3 separate regions of the Homo sapiens genome follow, and all the other regions are linked to region 3. A link is an interaction called in ENCODE POLR2A ChIA-PET data of the cell type or tissue named here. Cell type or tissue: GM12878. All regions are shown on one strand.

Region 1 (2,500 bases), 190 kb after region 3:
AATGTTCGCAGAATGAAGTTGCCTAATATTTCTAAGAATGTATCCCCATTATTAAGTGAAGCATAACTAATTCAGTTATAGCAAGGTTTACAAAGTAAAATGATATCTATTTGCACATTTCATGACAGGCCTTCCTAGGAGTGATAGAGGAAATTACTGGCAACGTGTGTGTGAAGTAGTTTTTATAAGTAGAGGAAATGCATAGGCTATAAAACTATATGGTAGTTTTGCTTAAAGACTGCTTAAATAACCATCTCGTTGGTCAGGAAGGATGCTTACCTCTAAGAAAACCTTACTAGCAACTCATCCTCTTGTCAGACTTTTTTGAAGCCTCTCAGATCTCCACAAATGAGAAACATCTTTGTGCATGTTTTCTAAACAGTAGTATAACCAGGCCATTTAAATATCAAGATACTAATAAAATCCTGTGAACGTTTAAGAGTGGAGCTAATGTGATGCTAATATTTTCCCTGAGAATTTCACAAAATAAACTCAGTGTCTTTAAAGTTATCTTAGTAAAGGTTTTTTTTTGTGTGTTTTTTTAAACATAGCAGACTTAAATCATCCAACTTAGAATAGCAAAATAGCAGATAGTTTTGTTTATATTCTTAATCTCAATTTTTTTATTGATAGCACAAAAAATGATTTTTTTTTGGCTTAGAAATGTTTTTAACTGGAATTTATATCTTAGCACTGATTATGGTGAAAGTATCCACTTTGGAATTATGACAACTGTATCACACATAAAGACCCACATTACTGAATATGGGTGCTTGGAATGTTTTTACTCTTAAAATTTCTGGAGGAGTAAAATTAGGCATGTTTCTGCACTTAGAAAGATACAGGTTTTGTTCAGATGTGTAAGATAGGACCAATCTAGGTAAGTAAAATAATGGTAAAATTCTTTTTTCTGATCTTAAGCTAATTCAGGTAGTTTATCTCCTTTGTCAGATTTACTATCTAGTAGTTAATACATTTATACTTAATACGTAGATATGTGTTTTCAGATGTACTTAATGTGCAGTAAAGAAGCATGCTATTGAAAACAAAACAAAACAACCTTACAGTGATTCTAGTCAAGCAAGTAACTCCTTCAAAAGTTTAAAAATTTGGTTTCACATTGGCCGGGTGCGGTGGCTCACGCCTGTAATCCCAGTGCTTTGGGAGGCCGAGGCGGGCAAATCAGGAGACCAGCCTGACCAAACATGGTGAAACCCCGTCTCTACTAAAAATACAAAAATTAGCTGGGCATGGTGGCTCGCGCGTGTAATCCCAGCTACTCAGGAGACTGAGGCAGGAGAATCGCTTGAACCCGGGAGTTGGAGGTTGCAGTGAGCCGAGATCGTGCTACTGCACTCCATCCTGGGTGATAGAGCGAGACTTGAGTCTCAAAAAAAAAAAAAAAAGAAAAAAAAATTGGTTTCACATGAAGTGGTGGTGGCGGGGGAGGGAGGTGTTTGAAAGGATGGAGACAGGCCATGATTATTTGAATTTCACTTTTCATTTCCTCCTCAGCAGCCCATTCTGTAGTTCATTTACTGTGAAATGGCCAAAAGCAGGCAGCATGTGGGAAATGAATTGAAAAAGAGACACTTACTGAATAGCTAGTCCTTTAGTGATTTTAGTAAAGAGTTAAGATTACTTAAATAATAACAGGTGTCTCAGGCAATTAAATTGGAGTAGCCGTGAATCTATATTAGAGAGCCTCGTGAATTTATGTATAATTCATGTTTGAAATATTAAAGACATTTACAAGTGTTTGGAATATTTATTTACGAGTATCCCTCTTGGCTATTCTGTTTTTACATGAAAGCGTAAAGATTATTTTTTGAAAGTTACTGTTACTTTGCTTCATAAAGAGTATAAGACCAATGGTGTAATTTCATGGTACTGCTTTCTCCCATTGTTTTTCCTGTACTCATCTTCCCCTAAAATGCATAACCATAGTCTCATCCCCGTCAATTGCAGCTATATGGCTGTTTGGAATTATTTCTCTTATAACTAGTCCCACCTTCTCTTAATTTTTTAATCGACTTGGTTGAGAAGGACCAACTTTACAATATGAGCTTCATATTCTCCTTTATCTTTCAAACTTTATTGCTCTTGCTACTTAAATTACAGTTAACCTATGGATATCTACTTTTGCAAAGAACTAAAACCTTGCTTCATCACAGAACCAAATAAACAGATTGTATTTCTCTGTTCTCTTTCTCTTCCTGCTTCTGTAAAAGGTATGATACCTTTTGTTCCACATTCTTTTCTTTTTCTTTTGAGTATGCTAGTTGCAGTGCTTTCAGGTTTTCTTATTCTTTTTCTTTTTTAGCCTTTCTTTTAGAAACCATCTCAATAATGCATAATTTACAGTTTACATTTTTGGGTTTTTGAAAGTGGAGTAAGAACTTAGATTGTTTGGCAAGTGTCTTATAAAGAATTCTTAATTTAATATTTCCCGTAAGTCATAGTTATCTCCAATTGTAATATCTAGTCCAAAAGCAGATTT
Region 2 (2,500 bases), 170 kb before region 3:
GCTCAAAAATTTTCACTGGCTCCCAATGACTTCCTCAGTATTAGCGGATGGCCCTTCATCCAAGACCCTCCGGGACAGTCATTTCCTAGCCTTATCTTCTGCCTGCAGACCACATCACCCAGCCAAATGTTTCCTGCTCCTTAGACACAAGTCACCCTTCATGCTGTTTCAGTCACCATGCCCACACATCTGTCCTTCTATGAAGATCTAGTCAATGCCATCTCCTCCCAAAAGTCTTTCCTGGTTATGGCCAATCCATGATCATCTCACACCTTTGAACTGCAAAAGCACTTCTTACTGCTGATTAAAACTATCACTTTTTGCCTGGTATTCTAAGCATTCTTAAACGGAGATGACACCTCGAGCCCTCGGCTAGCCTGTAAACGCCTTGAGGGCAGCACCTCCAACCAAACACCCTGCACATAAAAGGGTTATCTGGATGTGATGAAGTAACTTGCTCCCAGACTTTTCATCCTAGAGGCCCTGAGGGTCAGGAAGAACTGTAAGTGAAAGGGAGCCATGGGCATTTCTGAGCAGGAAACTCTTGCGCTGGACCTGCATTCTGAGAAAATCAAGGTGTCCCGGCAGAGCAGAAAACGCTAGCCTTGCAGTCAAGACTCACCTGCCACTTACAAGGTATGTGGCCTTGGACAGATGACTCTCCCACCACGGACCACAGGAATCTAATCTAGAACTTTTGCTTTCAGAGTAAATTAGGAAAGGCAGATAAATTGTATCTTAAGTTCCAGTTTCCTAGGGGTATCACCTGCAATGATGTAGAGATTCCAAGACTCCAGACAGGGATGTGCCCTGTTCTCAGTTTCCATGACAGACCCGGAAAGGTGGGCAGCAAAGTGAGGCCATGGATTTGCCAGCCCTGGGCCCCGTGATCTTTAAGGTCTGACATCATTGGATTTGGAAAGGCTTTGAGATGCTCCTCTGGGAACTCAAAACCCTAAAAGTCTACAGGGTTGTTCTGCAACGGAGATGCAGAACTCCCTGTGATGGAAGACATAAAAGGGAAAGACGGAGAGACAAGAGGAAGGAGGGAAGGAAGAATACCAACCTAGTATTAAAATTGGTCACTTGAAAACATGCAAGCCCTGTGATTTTCATCAGGAAACTGCACAAAAAGTAAATTCATAATGTCTTTTAAAAGTTTGCATTCCTCTGATTAAAATGTTCTGGCTTTTGAAAGCAAATGGTGATGCTAAATGTGCTGGGCACAATGGTTACATCAGGAAGAAAGACGGTGCAGCTCAGAACGTGGCTCTGCCTGTCCCTGTGGTTTGACTCAACATTGCTCAGCCTCCCCTCTTCATCTGAGGTAACAGCAACAACTATGCCCCCCACACAGGATCACTGTGAGATTAAAGGGGTCCCACGTGTAGCATAGTGCCTGGCACATGGGGAGCAAAGAGTGAAGGAAGGCTGGCTACAGTTATTATCACCATCATCAAGATCATGACTATGTCATTAGCAGCATATTTCTGTCAGCGTGTTAATGCAAAACAATTTTTTAAAACAGAAAAGTTACACAAAACTGAGAAAGAAAAATGACGTCGGTCAGCCCGACCTAGTCTTACAAAATTACTTGCTGGCTTTTCTTTGGTGTCTGGTTTTGATGCCAGCCAAGGAACAGTTGTCACTAACTCTTTTCAATTTGGTGGTGTATCTTATGAAGCAAGAGGTGCTTAGACAAAGACACACACATGTTCAGGCTGGTATACAGAAAAGAACTGATCTGATAGAAATGAACATCCTGTGCTTTCAGGTAGAAACAAAGGAGTTTTTCAACAGAGTGAGCTCAGATCTTGTATTCTGGAGCTTCAGAGGAATACAGCAAGTTAAAATGACACTTTTTCCTAACAGCTCGCCAGGATAAGCCAATGAAGATGGGTCACACCTGGAAACAACTTCCATCAACCCCTGGCAGGGGTAAAAAGTCATTTGTGGATCCCTTTCACAAAGGTAAATACCAAGGAAGTTCTGCAGTCTGGAAGGTAGAGTGGCCTACATTCATCTCGCCCAACAAGCAGAATGCAAGATGCACCCCTCCAGGGGTTCCTGCTTTCACTCACAAATCCAGAATGCCCTGGTCAGTTCTATAGCAGAAAACCCAAGCTCACTGGGCGTGGTGGCTCACACCTGTAATCCCCGGACTTTGGGAGGCTGAGGCGGGTGGATCACTTGAGCTCAGGAGTTCGAGACCAGCCTGGCCAACATAGTGAAAGCCCGTCTCTACTAAAAATACAAAAAATTAGCAAGGCCCCCTGTAATCCCAGCTACTTCAGCCTGGGTGACAGAGCAAGACTCCATCTCAAAAACAAATAAAAAATAAAAGGACTTGCATTCCTCGAATAAAAGTTATTTTCTCATTATCAATTGTAAACCTGTTTTTAAATGTTGATACCAACTGACAATATCAAATGTAAGACAGTATCTTTAAATCAAAGTAAATACAAATGATCTAAAGCTTTAAAATGAGGAATACACGCCG
Region 3 (2,500 bases):
TTCTTCAGCAGACGACTTGAAAGGAGCTTCCTGTCTGACTTCAGAGGCACTCCCAGCCAGGCGCAGCCCTGCCCTGGGCACAGACTCACTGCCCATCCTCACAGAGGCCCTTTCCTTCCGCACCAAGGGCACCTGCTCTGAAGCTGACCCCGCTGAAGGCTGGGGAACAATCACAGGTGTCGTCAGTCAGCATCCAGAAAAACGAGTCGGAGAGGAGAAAGGGCATGTAGGAAATGGAACCAGTCATTCTATTGTCTTTGACTTGGTACATTTTCCTCTGCCGCTACTCCCATCTTTTGTCTTTTGTGGTTTGTGATACTTTTCTCTTTGTCTCTCGGGAGGCCAAGTTGACTAAAATCATGAAATGGGGCTGGTCACATTGGCTCATGCCTGTAATCCCAGCGCTTTGGGAGACTGAGGTGGAAGGACCACTTGAGCCCAGGAGTTCGAAACCGTGATCATGCCATTGCACTCCAGCCAGGGTGACAGAGCCAGGTCCTGTCTCAAAAAAAAAAAAAAAAAAGAAAAAGAAAGAAATTCAATCTAGTCCAAGTCCCTTTCACATCATAGATGGGGACTCTTGGGGCCCAGGGAGGTTATCTCACTGCCTCAGTCACTGAGCCTGCTCGTAGAAGAACCGGGTGTAGATCCAGGCTCCTGCCTTCACAGCTTTATCTGATGCCCCAAACCTGAATAAACTCAGCAGGGAGCTGGCGGGCTGGTTCTTGAGGGGCTCAGAGGTCACTGCCTAGGTCTGGGGTCACTCCAATGCCAGGAGCGGCCTGTACCCTCAGCTCACTCAGGGGAACAATTGTGCCATTTATTTTATTTTATGTATTTATTTTTGGAGTGAGGCCTTCCTTTGGGTGGCATTTATTAGTAGCACTATTTATCCCGTGTCTACTGCATTGCATGATCTCAAGTGCTTTGCCTAGAGTTTCTCAGTTTTCACCCAAGCTCTGCAAAACTCTATCAGTTCTATTTGACACAGGAGGAAGTGTTAAGCAACAAGGTCAAGATCACACATTAGTGAGTGGGGAGGCTAAGAATGGAGCCCAGACGTGTCTCATTCCAAGCCTGTGATGGTTCCATACAGACACAGGCTCCACAAATTCACACTGTCTCAAGACTGAGTGTAGACAGTGGCCAGTGCAAATGCATTCATCTCCCTGGAAGGCATGTATAACCGTGTATAACCACACGACTTGTTTCAACCAGTCATCACAGCCTCTCCCCAGTGAGAAAACTCACTTGGAAATGCAAATTAAGATGGGAAAGTTACTTATTGAACATAAAGACAGAACAAAGGAAACCCCATATCCTTAGAGGAACCTATTATCAAAGCGATAGCCTAGTGAGACAGCAGCCTCCCTTGTGGGGCCGGCTCCCACCCCTGCCTAGCTGGTGGGAGGAGGTGTGTCAGCCTGCCCCGGTGACCGCTCTGACGTGGCGCATCACTGGAGTCACCTGGCAAACTCTTACCCTGACTCTGTCCTTTGTGACCACATTTTCACAGCTGTGATTCAGTCTCCCTTCCCCAGTAACATTTCAGAGGAGTCACAACTCAGGGCTCATTTTGCAGTGGGTACATTTTAAGGAGTCGCTTTTTTTGTTGTTTTGACAGAGCCTTGCTCTGTCGCCCAGGGTATTGTGCAATGGCGCAATCTGGACTCACTGCAACCTCCAAAGAAACCACTTCTTAATGGAATCTAGGGATGGTCCCTGCGCATCTCCAGACAATAGTTAGGCAGCATTACCTCTGGGAAAAGATTAGCTTTCTAAATCTCATTTACTGTAAATGCATTCAAGTACATGTCAAAGACTTCGGACCTTGCTTGACTGGAATCCCATAGCCAACAGGAAATCCAATTTCTGTAGGTCTGTAGTAGCCACTGTTTACTATTGACACCCAGAGTTATTGTTTGTCTCTTTTGTTTGCTTTCAATGATAGCATGTGCTTCTGTCACAACAAACAGCATTTAAGGGAAGACGCTCTCCTCCCAACCTTGACATCTGATCCTCAGTTACACACTGACATTTAGTTATTTTCAATTAAAAGTGACAAACTGTATTCCAAAAAGTGATTATGTGCCTCCAGGTCTACCACAGACTTTTTTGTTTGTTTGTTTGTTTGTTTTTTGTTTTTTGTTTTTTTGAGACGGAGTTTCGCTCTTGTTGCCCAGGCTGGAGTGCAATGGCGCGATCTTGGCTCACTGCAAACTCCACCTCCCTAGTTCAAGCTATTCTCCTGCCTCAGCCTCCCAAGTAGCTGGGATTACAGGCATGTACCACCATACCCTGCTAATTTCGTATTTTTAGTAGAGATGGGGTTTCTCCATGTTGGTCAGGCTGGTCTCGAACTCCTGACCTTAGGTGATCTGCCCACCTCGGCCTCCCAAAATGCTGGGATTACAGGTGTGAGCCACTGCGCCTGGCCCTACAGACATTTTTTTAGATGTTAAACTTCATGCTCACTTCGGCACCACATTTATTAAAATTG

Evidence for each region. ChIA-PET counts read pairs that join two places held together with the same protein. Peaks named below come from ENCODE experiments on the same cell type or tissue, not always from the same donor. Only the 100,000 strongest peaks of a DNase experiment are listed, where the experiment ranks them.
Region 1: POLR2A ChIA-PET joins it to region 3 with 7 read pairs; 1 of 35 experiments calls an interaction of 5 or more read pairs at or near these places.
Region 2: POLR2A ChIA-PET joins it to region 3 with 5 read pairs; 2 of 35 experiments call an interaction of 5 or more read pairs at or near these places.

The regions. Positions count from the first base shown.
Region 1 is chr10:35,130,812-35,133,311 of GRCh38, forward strand. All of the region lies in intron 1 of CREM (cAMP responsive element modulator), which reads left to right. Among named protein-coding and RNA genes, the nearest start is that of CREM, 5.2 kb to the left of the region's middle. In GM12878, no CTCF peak of the experiment used is centred here; a DNase peak (open chromatin) is centred at 1,500; H3K4me3 peaks cover 2,385 bases; H3K27ac peaks cover 2,500 bases.
Region 2 is chr10:34,770,015-34,772,514 of GRCh38, forward strand. All of the region lies in intron 1 of PARD3 (par-3 family cell polarity regulator), which reads right to left. Among named protein-coding and RNA genes, the nearest start is that of PARD3, 44 kb to the right of the region's middle. In GM12878, no CTCF peak of the experiment used is centred here; no DNase peak of the experiment used is centred here.
Region 3 is chr10:34,940,502-34,943,001 of GRCh38, forward strand. It overlaps the pseudogene RNU6-193P. Among named protein-coding and RNA genes, the nearest start is that of LINC02635, 31 kb to the right of the region's middle. In GM12878, no CTCF peak of the experiment used is centred here; a DNase peak (open chromatin) is centred at 1,220.